Regions from separate parts of the Mus musculus genome. Here region 2 is linked to region 1. The links are chromatin loops, found by intact Hi-C in ENCODE. Cell type or tissue: heart. All regions are shown on one strand. Each heading gives the region's core, and the rest is flanking DNA. Links, peaks and the distances in the headings are about the cores only. Region 1 overlaps Tead4 (TEA domain family member 4). Region 2 holds the start of Nrip2 (nuclear receptor interacting protein 2).

Region 1 (15,903 bases), core at 3,494-11,493:
CTAGGAATGCCCAGCCCAGCCCAGCTCAGCCCTTCCTACTGCTGAGCCAGCACCTGGCTCTCAACAGAAGACTACAGTGCTGTGTTAGAGACCCGGGGTCTTACCTAGATAGACAGTGTGCCATTTTTGCCCTGTGATTGCAGGAATAGCTGGTTCTCCAAGCAGGTTGGTGCCTGGATTTGGATCTGAGGTCGGCAGGATCTGCTAGGCAGAGAGGAGGAAGGCCATTTCTTCCCTAGCAATGGATGAAGAGAAACAGGAGAAAGGAGCAGGGAGGTCTGAAGAAAGGTACCTGAGACAGAGTAATAGAAAACAGAGCAGCTGGGCAGTGGTGGCGCACGCCTTTAATCCCAGCACTTGGGAGGCAGAAGCAGGCAGGTTTCTGAGTTGGAGGCCAGCCTGGTCTACAGAGTGAGTTCCAGGACAACCAGGGCTACACAGAGAAACCCTGTCTAGAAAAAAAAAAAAAAAAGGAAGAAGAAAAAAATAGAGCAGCTAAGGTGATGGTTCTAGATGGTCCTTAATTTAAATTCTAGGGCTTAATTAATATGGATGAGAAATATGCAGTGTGTGTGTGTGTGTGTTGGTGATCAACTCAGGGCTTTATATATAAAGCGCTTGCTCTACTGTTGTGCTACATAGCATTCCACTGATCTTAGACAAGTGTGTTTATAGTTATGAATTCCAAAAGTCTTTAATAAGTAAGGAAAAGCTTTTGATTCTTGTACTGATTCCTTCCTAAGACCTGGAGGGTTAAATTGTGATCTTTCTTTAAGTTTTATATCCTATGTTAGTAAACATTTATGTCACTTTATCTTGGTGTCATGACTAAGGCATTCTAGATTTATCTCATTATAGAATAAAAACCCGCTTCACATCCCTTTCCATTACCTGAGACTACTCCCATGGAGCGAGTCCTATATCCTTGAGCAAAAGCCACACAATGTTTGCAAAGAGCTGAAGGCTATGCTGTGACTACGTTTCCTCTCTTACGTGCCTTTTCTTTCTCCTATAAGTAAATGGATGTGGTTTTTTTGTAAACTGGGGATTTAAAATGAAGTTATTCTTAAAATTTTATAGATGGCCCCATGAGAGCCACCCTATAAAACTGACTCAGCTTCCTGGGTTCTGGGATTACAAGTGTCCACCACATCATGTAGCGTATAGCAGCCATTTGTAAACACACTGCTCTGCTGCCGTGTGATGCCTGTCTTGTCTTGTGATGTGTGTGCCTGGTGCCGTTCTGATTCACTCTACATAGGGAATTTTATGATCTGCTTTTCTCCTTTCTGAAAGTTTTAATATCGCCTCGATTTCTGTGTTTTCAATTTCATATTGATGATCTTTGGGTTATATCTTGTCTTTCTTCCCATCGTTAGCTCTAAACTTGGTAGGCATCTTTAATGATAAGATTAGAGTCTTCCCATTTCCGGACATTTAAGTGTGTCATTTCTTTGAAAATTTCTCTCCTTCATTTTGCCAAATCCCTAATGCTACCCCAGTCCCTGGCTTATGCTCTTTGTTTTTTTTTTCTTTTTCGGGAGGTAGTAGGGGAGTTGAAACTGAATCTCACTGAATGGTCTAGGCTAATCTGTGACTCATGATACAGCCCAGGCTGTCCTCCAACTTGTAGTGATCCTCCTGTCTCAGCCTCCCAAGTGTCAGGATTATTGGTGTGAGTCATCACTATGTTTGTGTGTTGACTGTCTCTTGTCCTGGAGATCACTAAGTAGGCTAGACCAAAGCCCCAGGGCTCTCTCCCTTCCCCACCTCCCCCAACCCCATCTGGGATTACAAGTGTGGCCCTGAGCCTGGTCCTTTTTCATGGATTCTGAGGGTTGAATTCAAGCTCTATTCTTGCAAGGTAAGTCCCTCAATTACTAATTTTTTTTATATATTTTCCATTTTATTTGCCTGGTTTCTTTTCGTGGAGACTTGCTTCTCTTGTCGTCTAACTTGGATTGGTTATATCTGAGTGCATATTATCCAAAGCCCAAGGCATCATCAGTGCATAAAGCAGTAGTTTTCCATTCCTATAGAAGAAGCCTGGTGGTGGAGCCTCCAGGGATGAGCTGACTTCTCTGTAATAGCCCAGGAGCCTGAGTCCTCTCTCCTTGTCATCCTCAGTGTGTGGCTTCTGTTCTCAAGGTCACGGACACCGGAATTCCAACCATTATCTCCACATTGCAAACATTAGGAAAGAATCCTATATAGCTCCCTGTGGGTTCCTTTCTAAAGTCCTACACCAGGTGTAATTATCTGTATGGCTGCACCTTGCTCTGATGAACCAGGGAGATGTGAACTCGGCCGCTTTGCTGTGGGTTTCAGTTAGAATCATTGGGGTAAACAGGCAGCCTCCAGTTTCTCATGTGTTTAGGGGGGAGTCCTGGGCTCCCCTCCAGAGTGCATTATGTTAACTAGTGGCTTTCTCAGCGCTGGTCCAGCTGCCCCTTGAATGTGACTGGGGTCAGAAGGGAGACCCAGCTGTCAGTGCAAGATGTGGTTATCAGTGCTATACCTTGGAAGACAAGGCATATTTAGGGTCCTTCTCGACAGCTCATGCCTTCTTTTAGCTGGTAGGCTGGTAGTTTCTCTCTCTCTCTCTCTCTCTCTCTCTATATATATATATATATATATATATATATACATATATATACATATATATATATAAACATATATATTATATTAATTATACACATGTGTGTATGCATATGTATGTACGTATGTTCTGTGTATAGGGATTCCAGGGCCCTGCCTATGCTAGGCAATCCCTGTACAAAGCATGCCAGGTAAGCCCTATACAGCTGAGAGCTACTTCCTGGTGCAGTTGGTGGCAGTAGTTTTTATCTACAGACACATTTCAAATAAGGCTCATCTTAGAATTCCATCTCACAAACAGTAGAAACTGACACATTGTGCAGACAAGGGCTTCAGTCTGAGGCATGCTTCCTTGGCTGGGTCTCTTATTCCTGTGGCCTTTCTCAGTATATTCAGGGAAGACAACAGATCACAGGAGCACTCGCGTTATGAGGTCACATGGACTCTCTCACTTTTGACTTTTGCCACATCTCCAAAGGTGGATCTGTGGATAATCTTGTCTTCAGAGGAGAAAGGGAAACATGATCAGAGTAGACAATTTTACCAGACTTAACCCAGTCTGCTGAGGACTAGAGCCAGACAGCAGACCTCACCAGTAAGGCTCCAAGGTCAGGCAATGCCCCCCAGACACAGCTTTGGTGCTCACCCTGGTCCTGGGAGGAAGCTGTGGATTGTTTGAAAGACTCCAAGGGATGCCAAGGGATGTTGTTGGTAACAGAGACGAGGTCAGACTTCACTGAGATCATGCAGGGGAGCAATGGGGCCATTTGATTTTCTAGATCTTAACCTTCTTCCCAGGAAACGTTGGCAAAGTCTTCCAGGTGGAAGTGAGTTAGAGCCTCCCTCTGTTACCTTGTTAGGCCCATTTCCTCTTTTGCCTTCCCTTAGGGGATAGGGGGGAGGGAACTGACAGAAGAAGTGGGTGCTGGGACAGCTCAGATGCCAGAAGTTTGACTGGGCAGGTCCCACAGACATGCTTGGATAGGGCTGTATTAAAAACCCACAAGGCCATTGCCTTCTGGCAGCACAAACTCCATAGCAAGTCTTGGACCTGGGCCAGCGCAGCACATGGTGGCTATGAGAGCCCTCACCCTGTTGCAGGCAGCTGGCTTTTGGGCTTAGCGGTTCCTGTGAGATTAAGTCACTCTTCCTCCTTTCTTTCTTTTTCTTTTCTTTAAACTCTTTCCTCCCTCCCTTTTCCCTTTTCTTCCTTTCTTTCTTAGATTTATTTATTTATCCCATGTATATGAGTACACTGTTGCTCTCTTCAGAGACACCAGAAGAGGGCATCAGATCTCATTACAGATGATTATTACAGATGGTTGTGAGCCACCATGTGGTTGCTGGGAATTGAACTCAGGACCTCTGGAGGAGCAGTCAGTGCTCTTAACCACTGAGCCATCTCTCCAGCCCCAGTCACTCCTCTAGAGAGCTGCATCTTAAGAGTAAGTCTTGGCTTCTGTGCCTCTGTTTCTCCTTCTTAAAGGTTAGCTGTTATTCTCATGGCCTTCAATCTGGGAGCTCAGATGAGATCTTATCCTCAACCTGAGTGCTGCCTCCTTAAGGGAAGGTGAGCGGAGGTCAGAGAGAGCTGGAAAGTGGAAACCCCGTGCTCCATAACCAGTTGAAAATTACCAGGGGCTGCCTGTCCTTGTCAGGGGAAGGCGTGCCATTTGGCACACTGGGTGGAGCCAGGACAATTCCCTGGGCCTTTCCATCATCCGTTCCACAGCTCCCTTCTGGGCCCGACATTCCTCCCAGACACATGACAATCAAGGCTGTCTGCTCATCTGTCAGTCACCCGATCCCTCACACCTGTTGCAGGCCCAGTCCTGGAGCTGCCCACCCTCACGGAACAGCTATGAATAGGGTGCATGGAGGGGGTAGTGTGTTCCGAAGGCTGGCCACCGAGAGGAACAGCTGTCCTGGGCTACAGCTGCAGGGTGAGCTGGTGGTAAAGTGGGATGGATCCCGGAACCCAAGGACAAGCCGAGGCACCTTGAAAGGGGTCCTCTGGCATTAGCCACCACCTCGAAGATCAGCGTGACACTGGCCCCTCCCTATCTCACGGATCCTACTTTGTTCTCTGTTACAAATTCTTTCATAATACACAAATATTCCGTAGCCTTTTCTTGCCCCATAGTCCCCAGAAGCACTGGTGTTTTGAAAGGATCCTAGGGTGGGAGGTGACTGAAGTGTTTGCAGGTCTCAAGTCGAGGTCTAGGACTCAGGGGTAAAGTATATACCCCTATACCCCTATACACCATATATACATACACACACACATATACACACTCATACATATACATATATATGTATATATATGCACATACATATATTTATGTGCAATATACATACATATATAGATATATAGATATATGTACATATGTGTGTGTGTGTAATATATATGTATTATACTGAGGTGTCTTACATCTGTCACAGCACCGCCCAGAGCTACATGCCAACCTTTATTGAAAGGCCTGGTGTGTGGCCACTGAGTAAGATTTGTAGAGTACAGGACTCTTGCCCCCATGGACCTTCCCCTGGACAAGTCACATGAGCATGAGGTGCAGAGATAGGGGCAGGCTGTCTTTGTGTGTGGCTGGAGAGGCTCTTTGGTATTGGGTGTTCCCAGCATGGTATTTGGGGATGTCTTATAAGTGCTACATCTACTGACATATCTTAACAAACCAAATAAAACAGCAACAACAAGCAGAGTCCTTGTTTTCATGGTTGTATTGCTGAGGGTAAAATTACAAATAAAAGAGAGTTTATGTCACTAGGTGGTGGTAGCACACTTTTTAATCCCAGCAGAGGCAGAGGCAGAGGCAGAGGCAGAGGCAGAGGCAGAGGCAGAGGCAGAGGCAGAGGCAGAGGCAGAGGCAGAGGCAGAGGCAGAGGCAGAGGCAGAGGCAGAGGCAGAGGCAGAGGCAGAGGCAGATGGATCTCTGAGTTCAAGGCCAGTCTGGTTTAGAGAGTGAGTCAGGACAGCCAGGACTATACAGAGAAGCCCTGTCTCAAAACCAAAAAGAAAAAGGAAAAGGAAAGTAAATTGATGTTAAAGATATCACAAGGGTCAGCGATATGGCTAAGTGAGGAAAGGTGCTTGCCTTTAAGCCTGATAACTTGAGTTCAACTCCTAGAACACACATACTTGAAAGAGAAAATTGACTCATGCAATTGTCCTCTGACTTACACATGCCCACAGTACAACATCACACACACACACATGAGTCCACATACATCATCATGAGCCCACAAGTATCATCAAAAGATAAGAAATTAGGTGGATACCTGTAATCCTACTACTCAGGAGGATGAAGTCAAAGGAATGAGGGTTGAGGTCAGCCTGGACTACACAGCAAGTTCTTGGTTCAAGCAAAGACACCATGAGGGACTGGTGTGGTTAATGAGGGTAGCATTGGTCAGAGTCCTGTGAGCACATGTCTGTCATCTGAGTATTGTTACCATATCTCTGGCCTCAGTAACTTTTCAGACCACTGGGAGTCATGACAGTGTTTTGTTTTCTTGTTGATGAGTGGTCAGCATTTCTGCCCTGTTCTAGTCACAGCATAAACTAAGTCTCTCAACGTTTTCAGGCCAGTCTGGCATACTAGGTCTCCTGGGTTGCTCATATGACTTTGAGAACGTGGGGGAGAGCCTGGGTTCAGGTCCCTGCTCACCTCATTTGTCACCAGAAGAACTTGAGCCATGGCTGACCCACTTCCTCCAGGACTCATGGGTTGCTCTCCCTGCCTTGCTCCACGCCCTGCAGCTGCCCTTTCCCACTGGATTATGATGGACACGGAGTGGGGAGTCTGAAGCCATCCTGGGGATAGAGAGTGTTCAGTAGAGGGGACTGTTTGTTTCAGAGGCTAAACATCAGCTCGGATGCTGCAGTGATTGTTTGCGTTTTCTTCCTTCTAATGAATGGCTCCACTTAAACCATACATAGTGCAGAGACATTCCAAAAAATATCTCTTCGTACTGTTCCATAATTGCTTTCCTCCTTCAGCAAGTTTCGTTCATCCATAGTGGTGAAGGCTAGCCCTTCTTAGCAGTGTGCATGTGCCTCTCTTTGTGTGTGTATAATATTTCTCCCACACTACCTTAATTACAGCATAATCAACACTCCCTTGTCAGCGTACACAAAGATTTTGCTGTAGAAAGGAGGTGCCAAAGGAGAAAAACTTGTACTTGAGTGTCACCTAGTGGTGTAAGACTGCTTGTCACGTGCGCCCAACTCCTACCCAGACCTTCCTGGGTTCTGCACAAGAATAGTAGGTCTCAGAACCTGCCTCAGGATTGGCAGTGCACAGCCTGCACTCTGGTCCATGTGGCAGTTCCCTCGGTGTTGTGTGGTAGGTGAAGAAGTCTCACATAAGAGTCATCCTTCTGGGCAGTACTGGTACACGCCTTTAATCCCAGTGCTCGAGAGGCCCTCGTCTACAGAGCAAAATCCAGGACAGCCAGGGGTACACAGAGAAACTCCATCTCAAACAAAAAAACAAACAACCCCGAATCACTGTTTTCATGACTGTATTGCTTAGGGTAAAATGAAGGAAGGAAAGAGAATTGGTGTTGATGGGCAGCTGTAGTACACACCTTTAATCTTGGCACTTAGGAGGCAGGCTGGTCTACGTGGTGAATTCCAGGGCAGCCAGACCTACATAGCAAGACCTTGTCTTGAAAAAACAAGAACAAAACAAAGAATTGGTCTTCTGTATGTCATTTGTAGAAAAATGGGTGGGGTTAGAAATCCTCATGCCAAACAGAATCAAGCCAACCCAGCCAGGCAAATACATGTTTTTACACACACACACACACACACACACACACACACACACACACACACACACACTCACACACATATTCACTATACACACACATACACACACACACTACACACACACACACACACACACACACATATTCACTATACACACACATACACACACACACTACACACACACACACACACACACACTCACACACATATTCACTATACACACACATACACACACACACTACACACACACACACACACACACACTCACACATATTCACTATACACACACATACATACACACACACACTACACACACACACTACACACACACACACACACACACACACATGTTTAAAAGAACTTCTTAATTAAAATAAAGAATGTCAGTGAGATGGCTTGGTATACACCCCTGCCTCCAAGTCTATTGATTCACATGGAGGAAGAAGAGAACTGCTACCCCAAAGTTGTCCTTTGGCTTCTACATGCTTCCTCTGGCGTGGCTGTGCTCATACACATAAAATTAACAAGCAATTTTTTTCTTAAAAAGCCCACCATGAAGCAAAAGAAACCCTCCCCCCCAAAACTAAAGAGCCGAAGGGGCGTCCTTCTGGAAACGTTTACCAAGTTCAGCCACATGGGTGCCCAGAGGACAAGTGCCGTGGTCTGTGGGGACCCATTTATCTCTTGTTAGCTGCAGAACTTGCCGTTCATTATCTATGTGTTTGCTAAAGGCAGAAGTTGCAGGGTCATGGGTTAACACCAGGTTTGAGAAAGAAGCCTGTGGGGCCACACAGTGCCTGTAAGGGCTGGCTTCTCTGACATGTGAGGGAAGACTAACTTCCAGTAGAAGCCTAAGGACATTGAAACTGCTGGGGATGTGGGGTGTCTACCGAAGAAAGCCGCAGGTACCCAGGGGAGCCAGCTCCTGGGAGAGGCCGTAGCTGCAAATGGCAGAGCCATGGGTGCTGGGATGCCCGAGCTCTTGCACCTCAGATATATCATCTTAAGCCCTGGACATTAGGTATGGAGCTGTAGAATTTCATGTTTGCTTTGCTAAGTCGCTACCTTTTTCTTTTTTGAAGATTTTATGGATATGTCTCTGTGGATATGTGAGCACATGTGCTGCGGGTTGGGGGCTCATGGAGGTCAGAGGAGAGCAGAAGAGGGCATGAGCTGCCCACTGTGGGTGCTGGGCGCTGAGCTGCCCACTGTGGGTGCTGGGCGCTGAGCTCAGGTTCTCTGTAAGCGCAGCAAGTTCTGTGATGCACTGACTTTCCAGCACCGAGTTCCTTCTTGCTGCTCTCCCTTGCTTTCTCGTCGACATGGGGATGTCTCTTTGGCTCTATGCTGAGTGGGAACTGTGTGGTTTCCCTTCTGATGGTGTAAGGTCTATAGCTCTATGTGGCTTCCTTTTTGATTTTGCAGGGTTCATAGCTCAGACTACCTCAGAAGAGACTATACTCTGGACACTTCTGACTACCATGTGGTTGTAGTAAGAGACGGACATGAGCCTTTCTGGGCCAGGCACGTGTTTTGAATCTGTGGCTCCCACAGATTGGCATTTGGAATGCTCAGTCCTCAGCTTGTGGCTCTATTTGGAAGTTTATACCCACTCCTGGTTTGGGCTTGTGGCCTCAGCTTCCTGCCCCATGCCATGTGAACAGCCACCGTCTCATGTTTTAGCACCAGATGGAATCATCTGCCATGCTTCCCTGCTGTGAGGGTCTGAGATGGCGAGATAACCCCCTCCTCTCTTAGGCTGTCTGTGATAGTCACAGCAGTCCTAAAGTAACTAATACAATAGGCAACCAAGAATTAATTCATGCGCTCCATGTGGGCAGCTATGAACTTATTTCTTGTTGTTTTGGGGAACAAACCAGAAAGATTGGCACCGAGCCAGGATGTGTGGGTAGCAGAGGCTTTCCTATGACTGCCCTGTACCAATTTTTTCTTTCTTTTTCTTCTTTCTTTCTGGTCCTTCCAGGACAAAGGTTCTCTCTGAGTTGTACCCAAGTCCTGCCCCTTACCCCCCCACACACACACACTTTTGTTGAAAAGCTCATTCATGAAACTTTTATTCCACTTACACAAACTTTAATTCATGTGCTCTTAACAGTTGTGTTTGGATTGTTCACGAAAATTTCATGACATCAAAACAAAGCTAGGCCTCATCTCAAGTTATTTCCATGTGTTTGTTTTTGTTTTTTGTTTTTTTTTAACAACACATACATGTCAAGCAAGTATCAAAAAAGAAAAAAATCACAAAAGCTAAAAAGAAAAGGCTAAAAAAGAAAAAAAAAGAAAAAAAAAGCTAAATCCTTGGGATTTTGTTTACAGCTGTGCTTTGTTTACAGTTTGTTTACAGCAGTTCATTTCTGCTGCGTCTCGACTTTTGCATTTGTTCTTAGATTGCCTAAAACATTTAAATACAAGTAAACTATGTAGCAAAAATAATGAAAGCAAGTAGCACGTAACCTTACAAATAATGGACCATGAACTGTTTCTTCCCTTAGAGCAGACTGGGTTACAGCTCTGCCTAGGGACCACTGGTAAAGGGTGTGCATGTGAAGACACAGGATGTCAATGTGTGTCCATCCACTGGATGTTTGTACCACAGCCTAACAGGTGCCCCAAACCTTAAAGTACCCACAGACACCACACTCCAATTATGCCTTTTGTTCCTTACCAGCACAAAACGAATAGGCAGGCGATTTTCTTTGCTTAGCCATGGAAGCAGTTTTAACATTGGCCCTTCTGAAGCCACAATGTACCAAGAATACTATGCTAAACACACGTAACTCCTGTAAAAATTCCACATCCCCATATTGGCCACTTCAAGGTAAAAATGTGTACGTTCTTAAAGTCAAGGCATGTGTAGACAGACAGACAGACAGACAGACAGACAGAGTCTTGTATATATCTCAGGATGATCTAGAACTCAGTCTTTCTGCCCCAGGCTACTCTGCTGTCCCTGCCCCATTCTTTTAAAGTCCTGTTCTCTGGTCCAAGACGTGCACTGGGCACTAGGAACCCTAAGGACACACCTGCAAACAACCCCATCTCCCCCTGTCTCCGGCAGGCAGACCTCAATACCAACATCGATGACGAGGGCAGCGCCTTCTATGGGGTCTCCAGCCAGTACGAGAGCCCGGAGAACATGATTATCACCTGCTCTACGAAGGTCTGCTCATTTGGCAAGCAAGTGGTGGAGAAAGTTGAGGTAGGAGCCTCCCTGGTGGGTGTAGGGCAAAAGGGTGGGCTGTGTGCCTTCTCTTGGGGCCAGGATTGCTAAGGGGGCCCCTGGGCAGAGGTGGACGCCATGCCCCTTTCACTGCCCTTAAGGAAGTGCATATTTTGGGTTGGGCATGAGGCATCTGGTAAGTTACTGATTTAATTGCCTGTCCTGCACCTCAGAGCCCTGGCTGAGTCTTCTGGCTGGGATTCCTTTCAAGCCTTCCTTGGAAGCATCCCACATCTAGAGCAGGGCCAAAGCACAGGCTAGCCCAAGGATTTCTCCCTAATCCATCTGTGTCTCTGACAGCTGAGTGCGGGGCTAGGAGAGAGGCCTTTCCCAGGTACACAGCTCTCTAGAGGCAGAGGCAGGGGAGGTGGGTGTTCAGGGTTTGCTGTTTACTCCTTGAGTGCTGGAAACTTGTGGAGTCCCTTTGCTCCAGTTGTTGGGGTTTCTGTAAGAATCTGGGTGTGCTAGGCAAGTACCCTACCACTGAGAATACCCTCAATCAATCCCTGATTCCTCCTTCTCCCCCTCTCTCCCTCCTTCCTTTCCTCCTTCTCTCTCCCTCCCTCTCCCTTCCTCATTCCTTTCCTTCATCCTTCCCTCCCTCCCTCCTTCTCTCCCTCCCTCCCTCCCTCCCTCCCTCCCTCCCTCCCTCCCTCCCTCCCTCCCCCCTCCCTTCCTCCCCTCCTCCCCTCCACTCCTCCTTCCTTGAGATAGTCTTTAGATGCTCCTACCCAGAAGCACAGAGCTCACTTTTCAATTGTGGAGTGCCCCAGAGACCTTACACTTGGGGCAGAATTTCCTGCTTCTCTTCAGGGCAGGCAGCCTGGTGGTGAGCACAAGCTTAGAGGCCCTGTGTTGATCTCTGCACACCTCCCCCACCCCCACTTCCTGTTGGATGTTTGGGGTTGTGTTAATACCCCACCCCCATCTCTAAGGAAGTATCAGTTTGTCTTTATCATCCACTGGTTCCAATTGCAGTGACATTCCCATCCTATTGTGTAGTGACAAAATGGCACCAAAGCCTCCATCCCAGCATACCTGTGGCCCTAAAGTCTATGACCCTGTCTGTGCAATGACTAACACTGTGCATGGTGTTAGTCTGGTCACCTCTTGGCCCATGGGGAACTGAATTGATGCTGTTCTCCACCTGGGGGTGACAGCCACCTCATGTCAAACAGCTAGGTACCATGAAAAGGGACCGCTGCTTTGCAATCCCAATCCTAGAATGGCCAGGAAGCTTTCGATACGTACGTGTTAGCACCACCGATGCTCACTCATGTCACTGCTCTCCATCTTGGGAGCGTAGTCCAGTTGTAGCACTGGGTGTTTGCAAGTGTGTCGTGTTTTGTTTGTTTGCTGCTAAAGATGGATGCCCGGGCTCACTGTGGCTAAGCATCTATCTGTCCTGCCTCGGCAAAGGCAGTTTTTACAAAGCTCCTCTAGCTATTTACTTTTGTTAAACGTATCGAGGTATTGAGATGCCCGTGGCTCTAGCCAGTCATCATCCCACATGCCATCCCTCTAGCTCCTAGGCCAACAGTATCCACTACCAAGGTTCATGCACGTGGCAGTTCCATCTTGAAGGCGCTGCTATTCTCCCCCCACCTCAGCCTCATGTGCAACAACGCCTGCTCACTTGCCCTATCTCCTTGCTGCTACTTCGGCTACTTCCAGGTCTCCCGGAAGTGTCTGCCTGTCTGGTCAGTGACAAAAGGGAGAGGCGGAGAGGCCTGGCTTCATTCATGCCCATGAACCTGAGAGGATGACCCTACCTGGGACATCCCTGCCGACTTGGGCTTGGGCTGGAGGGGAAGGGATTCTAAGCCTCTGTTGTCCCTGGGGTTCTACAGACGGAGTATGCCCGCTATGAGAATGGCCACTATTTGTACCGCATCCACCGGTCCCCTCTCTGTGAGTACATGATCAACTTTATCCACAAGCTGAAACACTTACCCGAGAAGTACATGATGAACAGTGTGCTGGAGAACTTCACCATCCTGCAGGTATGATGTGGGGCAGATGCCCAGCGGGTGGTGCCGACGGCAGCTTCCGTATCCAGGGCTTTGACCCTCACCACCTTCTCGCCTGCAGGTGGTCACCAACCGAGACACACAGGAGACCTTGCTGTGTATTGCATATGTCTTCGAAGTTTCAGCCAGCGAGCATGGGGCTCAGCACCACATCTACCGACTTGTGAAAGAATGAGAGACTTGGAGAGCAATGGTAGGGGGGACAAGTCCAGGACATGGGGACCTGGGAGGGGACCTTCAGGGACAGTCCCCTGGAAGTGCCAAGAGAGCCAAGCAGAGTTGCCAGGTCTCTTCTTACCAGGAGCAAACTGCCTGATCTTGCAGTGCTCAACCCCCAATAAACCCAAGGTGTCAAGTATTTTCAGAGGAGCTAGTTTGGCCTGTGTGAGCCCAGAAGGGCAGGGGAGAAGGGGGCATCAGGAAGCAAGCTGGAAGCAATGGCCCAAAGTACTCCAGGACAGCCAAGGAACCAGAACCCCGGTGGACTCAGCCAGGCATATCACCAAGACACCAAAGCTCAAGACCCTTCTCAGCTGCTGGAACCTCACACTCCTGCTGCTGGTCACCCTAGTGGCCTGAGGACAGATTGCACGTAGGTCACACACCCAGAGATGCTGTGGGTGACTTTATGTACACTGTCTGTCTGTCCTGCCATCGGTGCCTGAGAATGGCTACTGCAGAAGGCTCCATCCCTGCAAACAGGGCTGGGTTTAGGTGTGGCTGCAACATAGTTGTTGGAGGGAGACTGGGTAAGAGCTACTCGGGTGGCTTTGTTCTTTCTGCAGTGGCCCTGCAGGGGGCAGGGTCTCCAAACTGAAGCAAGGCTTGGAGGTAGGGCGTCCTGCCTCAGGGCCAGCATTTCCAGCTGCCTGGCCTCCACAGGCTCCTCGGCTTCTCTATTAGTCTCTTTTCTTCTCTGCTCAGCACTGACGAGGGAGGGTGTCTGTAAAGTACCCGGGTCTTGCGGTGCCAGTTAAATAATCTAATCCTCAGCCCCATTGCTTCTCTCACTCTGGAGGGCCTGGATCTGTCTCTCTGCTGCCCTCTCAAGGCTTTCTGGTGTCTGCTTTCCCCAGTTGGAGCCAGTTCTAATAGTCTGGAGCCTCAGGAAGAAAGATACAACCTGGGCATGTTTGTGTGTATCCAGGACTCAGGGATGCATCTGTGAGGATGCAGAAATGGGCAGGGCAGCATTGTGGTGATGCTACAGAGGTGAGGGACAAGGGCTCTGGAGTCAGTCTAGCCTGACTTTGGTGTGCAACCTTTAAAAAAAAAATGTTGTGGTGCCTCAGTTTCCCCATCTGTAAAATGGGTATAACATTCACCTACCTCGTGTATGGACAGTGCCTCACACAGTGCTGAGCACATCCACATGTTCAATAAATATGCATTGGTACTAACCGTGAGAACTTCAACTCCAGCTAAGAACCCTGGCTGGAGAGCTATATGCACTAGGGTGGGGTGGTCCCTACAGTAACTGCCTGTCACAGAGAGGAGGAATCCGAGGGTCTCAGGGAAGAGGTAGTCCTTGAGGGAACAGGTTATGAGAGGAAGGTGGCTAATATTTATTGATGTTATTTCTGTGGTTTTTGGTGTTGGGGCCAAGGTTTGACACAGGCTAAGTGACTATGCCAGAAGTATGCAAATAGGCATATGGAAGGAGGTTGGCTGCATCTCAGATGAGGAAGACGGACAAGCCGCCCAGTCTTTCTGTAGCCCCAAATTCCTTCTCCTTAACTCAGAGCAATTTAACCCATATGCTGCTCCCTACCGTGTTAGGATGGTGGCTAGACCCAGGCCTCCTCCCTTCCTACTGCACTATGTAAAGGTCCTGCTATCAAACAGGGCCAGGGTCCCAGAAAGACTACTGCATCCCTGACCTTGTGACCAGGATTCACCAGTCCACGTGCAGGCCTATGTTTGCAGCCCTTCCCTCCCCCCCACCCCCCAACATCCTAGCCCTGGCCTCCTCCCCTGCTTATGCCGCCCAGGAGCAGAGCTCCTGCAAGCCCCAGCCTCAGACATTTCAGACTTCGATGTATGTAGTCAGCCTTTTTGGAACATGAAGGGTATAACCTTTTCCTATTGGAAGCAGGTCCGTTCAGATGTTCGGTCCCAGTGTGGGTCCTAAGTTTTTCCTGTGTTAACTGACCTCAGTGGCCTAATGGAAAGTCACCATATAAGACTGTCTTACTGCCTCTCCATTCAAGTTAACATGGCACTTGACTTAGGGAACCTCACTTATCCTGCCAAGCTGGTACTGTGCTGAAACCATTTGTCTTTTTTAGGTGAGATCTTCCTCTCTTGCCTGGGCTATTGATTCCAGTGATCCTCCTGCCTCAGCTTCCTGGGACTACAGGTGTTCCTCACTGTGCCCTGCTTTCCTATTTTAAAGACTGAAAAAACAAGGCCCAGAGAGCTTTGGGAAGTTGCTTAGGTTGTTGGTTGTATTTTTTTCATTTGTTTTGTGAGTGGTTGTTTGACTTCTGAGGTGTGGCAGACTCTGGGAATGCGTCCATGATCAGAATAGACAGGGTGGCTAGGAGTTTACTTTGGACTGAGGGGAGGGCAGTGACTGGAAACCAGTTAAGGAGACTTGTAGGTAGTGGGAAGTGCTGGGTGTGTGTGTGTGTGTGTGTGTGTGTGTGTGTGTGTGTGTGTGTGTGTGTACCCAAGGTCAGCTTCACTTTAAGGGAGGCTGTTGAGGTCTGACCTCTGCACTGACCACTGTAGAGAAGACAAGTGGATCGGAAGGAACATTCCGAGGGAGAATGGAGAGGCCTGGAGACAGGGAGGGGATGGGTGTGCCCCAGGGGTGTGCTGACTGACAGAGGTTGGACATACTGCCAGCGAACAGGCCAGGTAGGAAGGCAGGCAGCTCAGTCCTGTGGCCCCTGTGTTCCCTGTGTGGATGTGCACTTTGGAATGCTCTCAGGATGGTGGCAAGGCCTGGAGGTGTAGCAAGGGAACACATTCCTTTGATGCTATATTTAGAAATGAGCTCTAGAGCATTTGGTTTGTACAGAGGAGCAGGTGGAACTGTTGCTCCTGAGCCCATCTAGCCTGCTCCCCTGGGTGTCTGGGGCTGGAAACTTTTCTGGGTCTGCATCGCTTGGCAGCCAGGCTAAAGGCAAAAGAGAGTGAACCAGGCATGACCAGTGTCATTGGGTCTGTGAGATGACCAAGAGTCCCCAGAGTCCTGGGGATAGAGAGCCCTCCATCTTGGGAGTGGAAACCTTATGGTG
Region 2 (15,903 bases), core at 1-8,000, 180 kb before region 1:
TTGAGGTTTGGCTCCAAACCCATTGTGTTTCTGTGCCTACAGATGGAGATGGGTGTTACGAGCTGGTGGTAGGATACACAGACCGTGTGGTGCGGGCCTTCCGCTGGGAAGAACTGGCTGAGGGGCCTGAACACCTGGCAGGGCAGTTGGTGTCCCTCAAGAAGTGGATGCTGGAGGGTCAGGTAAGAACGGTGAACAGAAAAGGCTTACGGAAAGTGGGGCCATCAGGGAAGAAAGGAAGATGTCCTTGCTGAGAGAGATCCGGGTCATTTTTGACAAGGTCCCAGTGGGGTTCTAGTAACAGGTCTAGAGTGCAAGGAATGGTGGACTGAGAATTCAGTGTGTGAGGTGTGTGGTGTGAACCAGGTCAGAGCCACTGGGCACCCAGCAGAAAGCAGATTGACTGAAGAGGGGATGGTAGCAGACAGGCATTCATGAACCGTAGAACTCCTGTCCCTGTCAGAGCTGGAGGGTAATTCTGAGAAGCCCTGCCTTTGTCTCCCCTGTTCCTAGTGGCAGAGTCTGTCTCCCTCCCTCCCTCCCTCCCTCCCTCTTTTCCATTCCTCCCTCCCTCCCTCCCCCCCCCCCTCCCTCCCTCCCTCCCTTCCTTCCTTCCTGCTTTGTTCCCACTAAGACTCTGTTCTCTGGTGCAGGTAGACAGTCTCTCTGTGACCCCAGGGCCTCTGGGTGTGCCTGAGTTGGTTGTGTCGCAGCCAGGGTGTGCTTATGCAGTTCTGCTGTGCACCTGGAACAAGGACACTGGCTCCCCTCCTGCCTCTGAGGAGGCCACAGGAGACAGTAGGTAAGGGAATGGGTGGCTGGTACATCAGTATAAGGACATGGTGGTGAGACAGATCTGCAGGTGCCAGGGCTCCACCATCTAAGTCCCCAGCCCAGCCCATTAGAAAAGGCTGTTTAGGGACAGGAGTCCTGGGCCTTTAACCTTAAAGCATGCGAGCATCTTGAACCATTCAGTCAGGTCTCAGGACTCCTTCTGGCAGCCCCATCCATTTGCTCCATGGATCTGAAAGAGTCAGGGGTGGGCTTCTGGAGTTGGGGAAGCTCCTGCAGAGAGGAACTCGGCTCCCTTGGCTTTCTGTTGGCCTAGTCTCTCTTTCACCCACAGGGAGACCCCAGCTGCCCGAGATGTAGTCCTGCACCAGACATCTGGCCGGATCCACAACAAGAACGTCTCCACTCACCTAATTGGCAACATCAGACAAGGTAAAGGAGGGAAGGAGCTGAGGGAACCAGGCAGTGCTGGGAGAAAGGAGACCCAGGACCTGCCCTCATTCCTGCCTCCATTCCCCACGTAGGTCATAACCCTGAAGGTGGTAACGCAGGCCTCTTCGCCCTGTGCACCCTGGATGGTGAGTAGTCCTAGGCTGGGTGAGGTGGGGATCTGCCTGAGGGGTCTGCACACACGCACACTCACACATTGACAAACACATACACTCACATACTCCTGTACACTCACACGCACACTCACAGCTACATTTACATACACACACACACACCTCGCCTCTCCTCCTCTAGGGACACTGAAGCTGATGCAGGAAGCAGACAAGTTGCTGTGGTCTGTGCAGGTGGATCACCAGCTTTTTGCCCTAGAGAAGCTGGATGTCACGGTGAGTGGACTTCTGCCATTTTCTGAGATTCATTTGTTTAATTATGTTCATGTATATGGATGTTTTGCCTGCATATATGTCTGTGTGCCACGTGTGTGCCTAGTACCCATGGAAGCCAGAAGAGACCATCAGACCCCCTAGAAGTGGATTTACAGATAGTTGTTAGCCACCTTGTGGGTGCCAGGTGCTCTGGGAGAAAAGCTAGTGTTCTTAATCGCTGAGCCATCATTCCAGCCCACCCCAGGAGCAGACATTTAAATCAGCTCTTCTCACATCCCAGTGAACACTGAGCCTTTTCCTCAGACCTGAGGTGAGTGTGTCTGTCACGCTCAAGTGTGCCCTCATAGCACACAATTTAGTTCTTCTCTATGAGTCTACTAGAAAATCATTTTCAGGCCTGTCAGCCCAAATAGCAGCGCTAACAGAGAACAGGCACTAGGTCTAGCCGTGGGTTATTAGTCATGAATACAGATGCGTGGTCTGTTTTGGTCTGTGCTGCTTCTCCTTGTCCATGAGTCTGTGTGATATCACTGTGGCCCCTCATTTGCCAGATGGGCCCACACTGATTATACTACCACGGGGGCAAGCCGGGTGGCTTTGACCAGAACAGACCTGTACTTGGGTTGTGATCCTGACACGTGACTTTATCCCTCTTAGCAGAAATTTCCCAGATAAAACTGAGAATAATGTTGACATCATCATAGTGTTGCTTTGAATATTAGGCAGAGTAAGTCAGTGATTGCCTGTTGCCCCCTTGGCACATGGAGAAATACCCTAATTTATAGTTTGCCACCCAGAGTCAAGTTCATGGTCCTTTATGTCTCTCCTGATGGCTTCCACTCCACCATCAGATCTTTTTTCTCGTTTCTTTTCTTTTCTGACACAGCATCTTGCTATGAGCTGTGTAGCACAAGCTGGCTTCTGCCTCTGGCCTCTGCAGCACTCATTACAGGCGTATGACACTACATCTGACTAGTCTCTTATGAAAATGGCATCCTGTCTTTGACCTTTTTCAGGGCAATGGGCTTGAGGAGGTGGTAGCTTGTGCCTGGGATGGACAGACATATATCATCGATCACAACCGCACCGTTGTGCGCTTCCAAGTGGATGAAAATATCCGTGCCTTCTGTGCAGGTGGGATGGTGGCCTCTAACTAAGCTCAGCTACTCCAGCTTAGTAAATGTGCCAGAAAGTGGTTGACTCACTCCTGTTCAATGTCGCCCTTGAAAGATGTCTTCATGCCTGAATGGGCTCCTTAGCTGTCACTAGTGGTCATGGGTGGGTGCCATGCTGCCCTCTTGACAGTTTGTTAGGAGGAAATTTTTATTTATTCTTACCTGTATGAGTGTTTGCCTGGATGTATGTCTATGTGCCGTGTCTGTGCAGTACCCACAGAGGCCAGAAGAGGGCACCATATCCCAAGACTAGAATTACAGACAATGGCTAGCTACCATGTAGATGTTAGTTAGGAATTGAACCCCAATCTATGGAAGAGCAGCCAGTGTACAGAGCCATCTCTCCAGCTCTAGCATGGTAGTTTGGAATACGAAGTAAAGCACAGTGTGGCCTCCATCTTTAAATACATAGAGGATGGGATGACTGGGAAAACATTTCCACCCGAGCATGCCAAGCTGAGGAAAACACTTCCAGGGTATTCCCCACAGTCCTCAGCTGCGGACTTTGAAAAGCAGCAGTGGCTATTTGGGTGTATCTGGCCACTAAAGTGACAATGGGCTGAGGGTGTTACTCGGTGGTAGAGCTGGCATGTACAAAGCTGTGGGCTCGGACTCCAGGACCCCACAATAAATGGAAGGAGTTGGAAAACACGCAGTTACCTGAAAGGTTGATGTGTGCCTTGGAAGAAAGGAACAGGCCTTCCTCTCTGACATCCTGTTACCTACCCCTTGCATTCGCACAGCTGCCTCTTTTATTCCAGATCACTAAGATGAGAAGACTTTGATGTCTTGTTCCTGTCCTCCTCCTGACACCAGGACTAAGCCTTGGTCTTTCTCTTCTTGCCCCCATCTCCCAGGCCAGTACGCCTGCAAAGAGGGCCGCAACAGTCCCTGCTTGGTATATGTCACCTTCAATCAGAAGATCTACGTGTACTGGGAGGTGCAGCTGGAGCGCATGGAGTCCACTAACCTTCTGAAGCTGCTGGAGGCTGAGCCCGAGTACCACCGCCTACTGCAGGAGCTGCGTGTGGGTGAGTGTCAACAGAGCCAGCGGGCCTGCGCCTGGGCGCCTGACGGCCTCTCACCAGTCTCTGCTTGGCCTGCAGATCCTGAAGATCTCCCTGCAGTCTGTACCCTGCTTCATCAGACTCTCTACCATCCGGACCAGCCACTACAGTGTACCCCCTCAAGCTTCCAGGACCCCACCTAGCTGGGCTCGACCACTTAGCTGGTGAAGGATCCTTCCGAGCCCCCAACCCTACCCCAGAGCGATCCATGACCTTGGAGGATGGGGAGTGTGTATTACAGAGGAAGGAGCAGAACTGGGTTCTCAGAGAGGATGGATGTGCCCCCCCCCCCCCCCCGAGAGCCTGTGATGAAGAGATCCATCGGTTGCCCCTCTGCTCGTGGCTCCTTCTCATGCTCCCTGCTCTCACTGCAGGAAACCGACTTGTGTGTGAGACAAGGCAGCAAACCTTTGCTATGTTCCAACACCTGAAAGGCTTCAGGCCTGAGGAACTGAGGGAGCATGGGGTGAGCCCCCCTCCCCCTGCTGAGTGCCGATTTTCACAGCATAGCTCCAGGCAGCTGACACTCGCAGTTATTGCAGGAATGAACGGCAGAGTATTTATTCTTTTAGGGTATTTTCCTGTCTCATCTTCCTGTGTTCTTCCATTTACTGAAGCAACTAGGTCAGGGCTTTCTCATTTTGTCATCATCTCTCTCTGGTTTTGTTTTTGTTTGTTGGTTTTGTTTTGTATGTCTCTGTGTGCAAAGGAGGAACCAGGGGTGTTCACACACCAGCCAAGTGCTCTGCCATTCAGCTGTATCCAGCACTGCCGTTCTCTAAAGTACCGTGCTGCTTGAGAGCCTCACCCACCTGCTTCCCAAACATGACTGCCTGTCGGAAACTAGATGCTCACAGTTTGTCTTACATGATGGTGCACCAGTGTACTCCCAGTTCTTGAGAGAAAGATCATGAGTCCAAAGCCAGCCAAGGCTCCATAGCAAGTTTGAGACCAGCGTGGGTCACATTTGGAGATCTGATCTCAAATAAAACAAAAAGGCGTTAACAATCTGATGCAGCTCTCCAATCTGGACTATAAGTGAGGCAGGCAGCTGGATCTCTGAGTTCAAGGTAGGTGGGTCTGTGTAGTTTCAGACCAACCATAGTGCGCGCACACCTGTGTGTGTATGTGTGTGTGTGTTGACTGTATTTATGACTGTGTAAGGGTGTCGAAGGCCTGGAACTGGGGTTACAGACAGACAGGTGTGATGCTGGGTGTTAAGTCTCAGATTCAGGCTCTCATGCTTGCATGGCAAATGCTCCAACCCACTAAGCTGTCTCCCCAGCCCTCGGGGCTTTTGAACTAAATGAATAGAGTAAAGGAACATGGAGAATGTCAGAGTCCAGGATTTACCTCACAGCGGAGGTAACACTTACTTATTACAACTGCTTGTATATCTGTACAGCACAACAGTGTAGAGTGTACTTCACAGGCCTGTGTTCCAGCTTGGGTGTCCTATGCCCCTGAGGGCATCGGTACTGTAAGCTCCTGGGGGTAAGGAGGGAGAGACCAAGGCAGAACACCTGCGCATAGAAACTGTGTTTATTCAGATGCAGAAGCAGGCTAAGGGCCTGCCCTGGGCTGGTCTGCCTTTAATGGAGCAGTAGGAGGCAGACTGGGAGGGACATTGTCTCAAAGCGCTGCAATGAGGGAGGAGTCAGGAAAGAGACCAGGAACCCCACTCCCAGAGCCTCTCGAAAGTGAAGAAAGTGAAGAAAGTGACACTTTCTATGCTGGTTCCTCTTTGGTCTACCATAGGCTTATAGGCTTTGTATTTAGTTCCCATGTAAGGGACCCAGTTCCCTGGTTTGGGTTAGATATATCATTGTCTCTCTTCCCCTAACCACGATTTGAGAGGCTGACCAGTCAGACACCCAGACATCTGCCACCCAGAAAGGCTACTGACCGCAGGCCCTCAGCTCAGGGGCTGTACCTTCTAGACCAAGTCCTACTTACTTGTCACCCCCACCCAGCTGTAAGCAGATGGGTACAGGATTAAAGGGGCATGTGTGAGGAAGGCCAGGTTGGGATGGGCTTCAGGCCAGTGGAGGCAGTAGGTAACTTTGACCTCTACAGCCAGGGTGAAGTCTAGAGCCCATTTGCTGGAGGTCCTTTTCTGTAAGTGACTTGGTTGTGCACTTGGGAAGGGATAAGAGAGAATGGGGAACCAGGGCCTCAGAGTCACAGATACTCTCGGTAGGAATTCCTAGGGCAGAAGGCAGCAATGAAGAAGCAGAGAGGGAGGTGGCCAACTGCGGGGTCAGGGTGGTGAGAAAAGAAATTAATGCAGTGGTCTCCAGATGCCCTGCTCAGGTAATACCCACTCCACACATTCTTCCCTAAGGCACGGTGTCGCCCTAGGGACTGGCTGAGACAGTGGTCACTGGCCAGGTTCTTGGTACAGAGGCAGGAAGGGCAGCTCCGAGAAGGGGGCTTTCAGCCGAAGCACTCCACGGTCCAGGTCAATGCAGCACTGCCGTGGGGACCGCGGATGTGTGGTCACCTCCCTGCCAGCTCATACCTGCTCCCTTCTTTCTGCCTCCCGCTGCTCCCATGGCCCTGCCCCTTCAGGGAGGGAACCCATTTAGTTTTCCTTTGGGGGATAATTAAGCAAGTTTCGAGTTTTCAACAACTCTCTCAGTCTTGCCAGCCTGATCCAGGCTTCCACCCTGAGCCTTCTACCTGTCCTAGCATTTTTGGGTCAGGCCCAAGTCTTACCTTGAGGGAGAGCAGGGTCTGCAGTCCCAGGCAAAATTCAGGGCTGTCCACATCTGCAGGAACCATTGGAAAACAAGGTTGGCTGTATGACCACTGCCGCCCTTCTCTGAGCACTCGCCCCTCTCCGGTCTAGTCCACCTCACCACCCCCTACCCCTGCAGCCGAGATCAGCAGAATGGGTAACAATATGCGAGTCCTGGGAGCTTGCGCTGACAGGAGCCGAAACCACTCAGAAGAGAGGTAGAAGAGATGAGAGGACTTACCCACCACCTGGGCCGAGCATGCCACAGTCTCCTGCCCCAGCTCTAACTCCAGCTGTTCTACCTGAGTTGGTGGCTCAGGTGCCACATCCCCACCGGGGGCTTTTGGGACCCTCTTTCCTAACCTGAAATGAAAGCAAGAGTTATAGCCACAACAGTCTCCAATTCCAGCCCCTTCCCCCACAACCCCAAGTTACAAAGCCAATGTAACCAAAAAAAAAAAAAAAAAAGTCCAGGTATAGTGGTGTGGGCCTTTAATTCCAGCACTTGGGAATCAGACAGATCACTTGCTTTGGAAGCCAGGCCAGTCTACAAAATGAGTCCAGGGCTATTACACAGAGAAACCCTGTCTCAAAAACAAACAAAATGCTAATACTGATCTAGGCTGCCTTTCCATTCCTTGAGCCAGGTAAGGTTCAGCTGTTTCCTGCCAGAGCTGCCCAACCAACCTCCCCCAGTTAAAGACGACATAATAGCTGTGCTGAGATCGTTTGTGCCATCAGGTTCACTCTCAGTTGTTGGTTTTGTTTGGGTTGGTGGGGGGAGGCTGTGGTTTTTGAAACAGTCTTGTGGAGCCTAGGCTGTCTCAGATATCTTAGGTAGCCAAGGCTGACCTTGGATTCCTAGTTCTTTACCCTCAGATGCTAGGTTTACAGACAGGAGCCACTGACAGCCATCTTCAATAGATACTTTGAAGATATTTCATCACCCCCAAGAGAAAACACCCACCCCAAACCCAATGTGGCCTGTAGTGTCAAACCCACATGCAGGAGGCTGAGATAAAAAGGTTGTTGAATTTGAGGCCAACATGGGCTACACAGGGAAACTCTATATCAAAAAACAAAAAGGGGGTGGCAAGGGGCGGAAATGCCGTCCACTGTGCACAGGCTTAGGCTGCGTTCTTACCCCAGGCGCCTGAGACATCCAGCAGAAATCTGGTTGTGCTGGGTCCCTGTGTCCACAGCCACTCGAAGCATCTGGTCCTGGCACTAAGAAAGAAGGATTGTGATGAGTTGAGAAGCCCCCCAGGAGGACTGGGCGGAACTCTCAACATGCTGGCCTCCTTAAGAGATGAGGGGGACGAATGAGTTTTCAGAAGTGAAACTGACTCCCAGAAACCAACCAAGGAAGTCATACTCCACATTTCCACATGGTAAGAAAGCTCAGGGCCAGAGCTACTTGTTTAGAGGAACCTCGAGGCCTTCTAGTCAAAGAGCTGCAGTCTAAGGAGAGGGCTACAAAGACCAACCTCCTCTGTGGACACTCGGATTTGGGTGACCAAGAATGGAAACAGGAAGACAGGGAAGAATGCCTTGGGATATTGACAGGCATCAAGGTAAACACCTAGATACACACACACACAAAAAAATCCGTTTTCCTGTTCCAAACATGTATTGAGTATCTACTATGTAAGGTGAATGGCTAGTAGATACTTCAATGAGTACTATTCCTTGGCAGTGTTGGAGATGAAGTGTGACTGCACTCCATGGTAGAACATTGTAAGGTCTATAAAAGGACCATGAATAGTGTGCCTGGGGGACAGGGAGCTGTTCTTGCGGGACAGAGGGAAGCTCAAGGAGGAGGCAGCATCAGAAGTGGGCCTTAAAAAATAGATTGTGGGGGCTGGTGAGATGGCTCAGCAGTTAAGAGCACTGACTGCTCTTCTGGAGGTCCTGAGTTCAAATCCCAGCAACCACATGGTGGCTCACAACCACCTGTAATAAGATCTGAAGACAGCTACAGTGTACTTATATAATAAATAAATAAAATCTTTTTTAAAAAAATAGAATGTGGACAAGGGATGGTTGGAGGTTAGGAAGTAAGATTTCTGGGCAAAGAGGACGTGGGCATTTACTGGGATTGTCCACCAGCAAGTGGGTGCTCCAGTGGCTCTAGAGATGAGGAGCCTGGGGGCCACAGAGATGGCTCAGTGGTTAACAACATCTGCCACTCTTTAAGAGTACCTAAATTCAGTCCCTGGATTGGGCAGCTCACAATACCAGAGGATACAGCAGCCTCTTTTGGCCACTGCACGCACACATGTACACGCAGGCACGTGGCATCACAAACATACATAGCCTGAGATTTTTCTTCACCTTGGAATGTGAGCCTTTTGTACACATGCATACCTTTCCAATGTGTGCAGTACCAAAAAGGAACATTTAAATATAATTTGATAAAAGCATGAGGGCATATAGTACTACAATGGTGTGGACATCTGGCAGTACACAGAGGAGAAAGACAAGACAGACAGAAAAGTAGATGCTGGTCCAGAAAAGAAGAGAAACGCCTTCTCTCCATCTCTTGACGACAGCCCAGCAGAAGGGAACGCTTGTGAAGTGAGCGGGCTCAGCAGGTAAGCGATAGTCAAAAGTGCACTGGGAGTCTTCTTACCTTGCAGTTGACTAGCAGAGCTGGAACCTGTGTCGCACTGGTCCTGCTGCTGTCATGGCCACGGATCAGGGCCTGCAGCAGGGGAGACTCCCCCTGAAGCCGCCTCTGGTTTCCCTCCACCAGGCGTCTTTGGATCACACTGTGTGGCTGCTGGCTCCATCCCAAAATAGTGAAAGCAGTCTAAGCCCAGGATACAGGCCACTTGCTTCCCCATCTTAAACCTTGCAAACCACAGAATGCTTGCCCCAGCTCTACCCCAGACAGGAGCAGTAAGAAAGTAGCTGAGAGATGGTTCGGCAGTTAAGAGCATTAACTGGCTGCTTTTCTAGAGGACCTGGGTTCAACCCCTAGCACCTGCCCAGAGGTGCATGACTAGCTCCAGTGTGATACAGTTCTTTCGTGGTAGCACAGGTCTGCCATCCCAGCCCTTGGCAGTTGGAGGGAGGAAGATCAGGAGTTCAAGGTCATCCTTGAGTTTGAGGCCAGCCGGGCCCAAGTGCCTCAAAAAGTATTTTAAAATATGATTGCAGAAGATATGAGCCAGACCGTGGTGACACATGACTTTAAAAGCCCTAGAGAAGCAGAAGCAAGCAGATCTCTGTGAGTACGAGGCCAGGTTGGTCTACAGAACAAGTGCCAGGTCTACACAGAGAAACCCTATCTTGACACCCCCCACCACCACCAAAAAAAAAAAAAAAAATGCAGGCTAGAATAATGAGCGATTGGCCTTGGCCTCTCATCTGTAGCTGCTCTCATCCATCCTGTATTGTACCAGCTTGGCTTCCTTTCTTTGTAAGGACACCTGCTGTATCCAGACTCCCACAATTCTCTTGGGCCACTGGACACCTTCCCCCTCTCACAGACGCCTGCCTCCAAAACTTGCCTTTCTACACTGACTTAGCTAAAGCCCTGCTACTCACAGTGTGGTCCTCAAGCCAACACACATAGAATTTATATGTGAATGTAATTAAGATATAAAGGGGTGGATATGTCTATGAGTTTTGCTGATATGCATTTCTGGGGCCCATGAAGAGGGCGTCAGATATCCTAGACCTGGAGTTACAAATGATTGTGAGCTGCCAGTATGTACTAGGAATAAAATCTGTGTCCTCTGGAAGTGCAACCTCTAAGCTATCGATCCAACTTTAATGACATGATAAAGCCTGTCTGAAATGCAGTCTCAGACCTGCATCTAGAATTTTGTTTGTTTTGTTGTTTTCTGGTGCTAGGGTGTAAACCCAGGAGCCTGCATATACCTGGCCAATGCTCTACTGAGTAGCTGCTCTCCCAGCCCGGACTAGGTTTGGTTTGGTTATCTGGTTTGTTTGTTTGTTTGGTGTGATTTGATTTGGTTTTGGTTTGGTTTTATACTTGTTTTTTTAAGACAGGAGCTCTCTGTGTAGCCCTGGTAGTTCTGGAATCAATCTGTAGACCAGGCTGGACTCAAACTCAGAGATCCTCCTGCTTCTGCCTTCCAAGTGCTAGGTGCTAGGATTAAAGGCATGTGTCACCATCACCTGACATTTTGTTTGTTTTATGACAGGGTCTTACTATGTAACTGTAGCTGACTTGGAGCTTTCTCTGTAGTCCAAGCTGGCCTTGAACTACAAATCTACCTTCCTCTTCCTCCCAAGATCTAGGATTAAAGGTGTATGTCATCAAGACCAGCCTAACCCCTAATTTTGTTTCAATAAGACTCCTATACATTCAATTTTGAGAAATGCTTAAGTAAAATGTAAACACAACCTTACAAGCCAGATTGGGTGGTGTATTCCTATACATCTCCAGTGTTCAGAAGACTGAAGCGGAACAGCCTTGGGTTCAAGCCCACCCTCGACTACCTTTAAAAAAAAAATGTAACTGGTGTGGATGTGGTGGCCCATACAGAACTAAGGAGGAAGAGACTGGTGGATCTCTGTGAGTTCAAGGCCAGCCTGGTCTACATGGCATGTAGCCAGAGCTGCATAGTGCGAACCTATCTTGAAAACAAATTGTTAAGTGCTATTCTCCTATATAAAATACATCACACACACACACAAATAACACACACAAGTATAGTGGCAGCCTACTTTTGTTTTTTATTGTTATTGTTTGTTTGTTTTTTTAAAATGAGCATTGCTGTTTTGCAATCTCATTAAATTAAATCTGAAGGTGTCAGATCTTGGAGTTACAAACAGTTGTGAGCTGCCATCTGGGTGCTGAGAATTGAACCCAGGACTTCTGGAAAAGCAAGCAATGCTTTTAACCCCACTGAGCTGTGTCTCCAGACCCTCTCCTTTGTTTTTGTCTTGTTTTTGTTGTTGTTGTTGTTGTTGTTGTTGTTGTTTGTTTGTTTTCTTTTTTTGAGACAGGGTTTCTCTATGTATCCTTGACTGGGAATTCAATATGTGGACCAGGCTGGCTTCAAACTCACAGAGATCTGCTTTCTTTTCTCTCCCAAGTGCTGGGATTAAAGATATGAGCAGCTCCTCCCAGTTTTTGTATTTTCTGAACTGATCCCTAGGCGACCTGGCTATTGTCTTTCTGGATTGTCCACCACACTGCTCTCATACTCTAGTGACGCTAGGCCTCTTCCCCGGGGAAGATTGTGTTCCACCCCAGCCTCTATCCTTGCTCACCTCTCCTGGAAACCCCTCCTCCCAGTTCTCACTAGGCCAATCTGTACGCATAGCTCCCTATGCTCTATTGAGTAGAAGGGCCTTCCTTCTACCTCTCACTCCACCTGCAGAACTGGCCTCTGCGTTATTCTGCCCTCCATCGTTCTCCACCCTTGTAGCTCATTCGGTCTTGATTCTCACAGATGTTATTTTTGGATTTCACCCCCACTGCAGCCCAGAAGGGCCTTCAAGTCAGATCTGTCTTGCTCATCTTTCTGTCCCAGGGCCTAGTTCAGCATAAAGAGGGAGGCTCCGTGGCTTGGGGGTTGGGATGGTTCAGTCAAAGAAAAATGTGCCTAGCATGCACATGGACCTAAGTCTCATTCCCAGTACTAAAAATAAAAAGGAAAAAGACACAAAATAAAACGGTTGGTTTTAGTCTTGTATGGTAGCACACTCCTATATTCACAGCATTCAGCAGTGGGGAGGCAGGAGGATCACCACAAAGGTGAAGTCAGCCTGCGCTACATAGCCCTAGCTCAGAATTAAAGTATGGTTAATTCTGTTGTTTATAAACTTAAAAGGCACTGTTGTAAGCCAGCCTGGGCTATGTAGCAGATTCAAGCCACCAGGACTACATAGTGAGACTCTGAACAAATTAAAGTCTCCTGGAGAATGGCTGTAGCCTCCCAAGCTCCACACACTCCTCCACCTGACCCTGGGAGCCTGGGATTGTTTTTCTACCCTTGGCCTCAGGAGACCCTGGCAGTGAGTTGCTGTTCTGGGAAAGCACAGCCAGCTTGGGACCCAAACAATTCCCATGCCCTTCTCTCCACAGTGACTCCAGGCTCCTCACTGTGGGAAGTGTGTGTCAGGGCTATCCCAATCGTGAAGAGGGGCTTCCAGAATGTTGCTTCTTCATGCCCAAAGTCATAGGCGCTACCTGCTGCAGATCGTGCAGGTGGTAAGGCAAAGGAGAGAGGTGAGAAACCCTGGTGTGAAAAGGCTGAGCTTGCTACTCTGAGGTGGTAGTGTCCACAGAGCAAGACAGGTGTAGGACTGTATGAAGAAGCACAAGGCCCAGGCCCTGGGACATCAAAGAACCTGCTCTCACATCCCTCCCTATTCCTCAACTGTCTCCTGTGTTCTCTGGGCTGCTGAGACGGGACTTGGAGAAGGACAGAAAGGCAGAGCCAGGTCAGTTAAAGCAACAGAGAATGCATTTACCCCCCAGGAAGAAGCAGCTCCCACAGGATGGAATTCTGGATTCTCCGGACCCCCCAGAAGCCCCAGCAACTCAAAAGCTAAAAGGACCCATAGCTAGAAGCATTCCCAATCGTCTCCCTTAGTGTTGCTATTAGCTAGGCAATGTCACAGTGCTAAGTATGTGGAAGCCTAGGTGACCTGTTTACCAGGTGGATGCTCGCAACTTTATTCCTTTCTAACAGATGGAGATAACAAGGCACAGAGACAACTTTCCAAATTACAGCCAGAATTTGGTCCCAAGCAAGGTGGTTCCAAAGCCCGTGCTCTTAACCATTATATCCCTGGGGGCAAAGACTGCACGCTGACCCTAGCCCCCCTTACCTCCTCATTGTCACCCTCGGCCTGTTCCCTCTGGGGGGCCAAAATTGCTGCAGTGGTTTGGGAGGAAGGGACATAAGGACACAGACAGGTCCAGGTCAGAGCCATATGAACCCCTGATTGCCCAGGAGACCCTCAGTAAGTGGGTGATAGGGGGGAAAGGGCAAAAGTGGGGGCAGGTCTGAGGAATGGGGCAAATTCGTGGGCAGCTTTGAAGGAATCTAGAAGTAGGAGTCATAACCCCGGGGTGACGGATCCTCTAGGCCTTACTGTCCTTATGTGTCCATTCCCTGGGAATCCCGGGTCCTCTAGGCTGCGCTGAACAACATGACTCTCCACTACCCCAGGATAGCCTTGGGCTTTAAGGGGGGAAAACGGTGGAAGCTGAGTTATGAGCCCAGGGACCCTCACTGCCACCAGGCCAAGAAACATTCCCAATGAAGGATCTGGGGAGGATTGGGGGGCTGCAAGTTGGCAGAAACATCTTTCCCATCTCAACAGGAGAAAGAAATTTGAAGATTGAGGCTCTGCCCTTTAGACCACCTCCCTTCACCCCAAACACAGGATATGAAGAAGAGGAGAGAAAGGGTCAGGGTCCTTACCAGGTCCTTAGAGGTGCCGAGTCTCTTGAGGCTGTCCAGGGGCAGCAGGTCAGCCGAGTCCTTGTGCAAGAACTGGGTGGCCTGTTTGAGTTGGCGCTGCTGGCTCAGGTGGGCTCGGTCCCGAAGCGAAGCTTCCTGTTCTTTCCTGGAGTCTCCCTCATCTCTCCTGGCCTCTTGCCCGGTGCTCATGGTCTTCTGTGGAAAGCAGACAGGGTGTATGGGAGTCTCTCTCCACCTCCTTTTTGCTCCCAGCTCCCCCTATAGCTTCTGCCTTTCTCTGTCTCCGGACTGCGGCTCTCCCTCTGACAGGAGGGTCTCAGCAGGAAGAAAAGAAGAAATAAATAAATAATAGGCGAGAGCAGCGCGTCAGACACCAGTTTCCAGAGATTGCAGTAGAGGGAGCGAGGTTCCGGCTGGAAAAACCCAGCCCTAAAGGAGAGGGAGGGCGAGCAGGGCCTGCAGCTGGTAGGCTGCAAAGCCTGCAGCTCTGGGGTCCTGCTCAGAGTGGGTGGTGGATGGTTGTGTGTGTGTGTGTGTGTGTGTGTGTGTGTGTGTGTGTGTGTGTGTGTGCGCGCGCGCGCGCACGCGGGTGTTGTAAACTGTCAGGAGGCTGTGCCAAGTCATCAGAGAGAGGTGAGTGCCATTGTGTGGGGGCGCATGTTTGGTATGTGTGGGGAAGCAGGCATGCATGTCCCTTGTCTCTTGTGTTTTGTGGACCGGCTCTGCTGTCCCCTTCCAGTCTCTGAACAGTCAGCCACCCAGCTCTTTTCTCATGCTGCTGTCCTTTGCTACTAGGGTTTGAGGTGCTGGCCAGAGAGGGACAGTATGAGAGTGGCCTCCCCACCTCTCCTCCATCTGCCATCAGCCACCCTCCTTGCTTGGCCTCTCCCTGTCAGTCCCAATATCTCTCTCGAATTGCAAAGAGATCAGGAACGTTCTAGTAATACTCACCTCTGAGATCTTCCCTGTTAGACGCTGAAGTCCCAGTGATTCCATGATGAGGAATTCTGGGAATGTTCTGGGCCTAATACATCTCTCCAACTGGGTTAGTCTGTGACTCACCTTGGTCCTCTCCCATCAGAATCCCAACTACTTGGGAAGGTGAGACAGGAGGATCACAATTCAAGGCCTGCCTGGACTACAGTGTGAGTTCACTCTCAGGCTTTCAATTTAGTGAAATATATATATATATATATATAATTTGTTTATTATATGTAAGTACACTGCATCTATCTTTGGGCACACCAGAAGGCATCTGATCTCATTACAGAGGGTTGTGAGCTACCATGTGGTTGCTGGGATTTGAACTCAGGACCCTGGAAAAGCAGTCAGTTAAGAGACCTCAGTTAAGAGCAGCTCTTAACCGCTGAGCCATCTCTCCAGTCCAATTTAGTGAAATCTTAAAAATAAAAAGAAGGGGGCTGAAGAGGTGGCTCAGTAGCTAAGAGCATTGGCTGCTCTTCTGGAGGACCAGGGCTCAATTCCCAGCATCCACATAGTGGCTCACAACTGTCTGCAGCTCACAACTATCTGTAACCCCAGTTCCAGGGGGTCCATGGCACCAGACATGCCCGTGGTACATATATACATATACATGTACATATGCACAGAGGCAAAATACCCATACACATAAAATAAAAATAAAAAGAAGGGTTGATGTCCCAGAGAAGGGGGATGCTAGTGGGGTGAGCACCCTCTTAGAGGCAAAGGGGAGGGGGGTTCATGGAGAGGAGACAAGGAAGAGGGATAATATTTGAAATATAAACAAAAAGATTAATAAATAAAAAACAAAACAAAAAATTAAAATAAAAAGAAGGGCCTGGAAAGATGGCTTGGGACTTAAGAGTGTTTACTGCTAGCCCAGCAGTGGTGGTGCAT

What was found. Peaks named below come from ENCODE experiments on the same cell type or tissue, not always from the same donor. Only the 100,000 strongest peaks of a DNase experiment are listed, where the experiment ranks them.
Region 2: a loop joins it to region 1, with 5 times the contacts of the local background. A loop is called at or near these places in 12 of 42 quality-filtered maps.

What each region holds. Positions count from the first base shown.
Region 1 is chr6:128,225,296-128,241,198 of GRCm38, reverse strand. Tead4 (TEA domain family member 4) reads left to right here. Exons shown (of 12, transcript NM_011567.2): 10 at 10,467-10,607; 11 at 12,479-12,631; 12 at 12,720-14,056. The coding sequence ends at 12,833. Among named protein-coding and RNA genes, the nearest start is that of 9330102E08Rik, 49 kb to the right of the region's middle. In heart, for the core only: CTCF peaks have their summits at 3,878 (motif pointing right) and 6,824 (motif pointing left); no DNase peak of the experiment used is centred there; H3K27ac peaks cover 180 bases.
Region 2 is chr6:128,398,424-128,414,326 of GRCm38, reverse strand. It overlaps Nrip2 (nuclear receptor interacting protein 2), which reads right to left and starts at 14,561. Exons shown (of 6, transcript NM_021717.2): 1 at 14,026-14,561; 2 at 9,243-9,392; 3 at 7,755-7,837; 4 at 6,852-6,973; 5 at 6,589-6,641; 6 at 5,392-6,343. The coding sequence starts at 14,214. The coding sequence ends at 6,251. It overlaps Itfg2 (integrin alpha FG-GAP repeat containing 2), which reads left to right. Exons shown (of 12, transcript NM_133927.1): 5 at 43-182; 6 at 654-802; 7 at 1,127-1,224; 8 at 1,317-1,370; 9 at 1,537-1,628; 10 at 2,645-2,762; 11 at 3,661-3,834; 12 at 3,910-4,883. The coding sequence ends at 4,013. In heart, for the core only: no CTCF peak of the experiment used is centred there; a DNase peak (open chromatin) is centred at 3,016.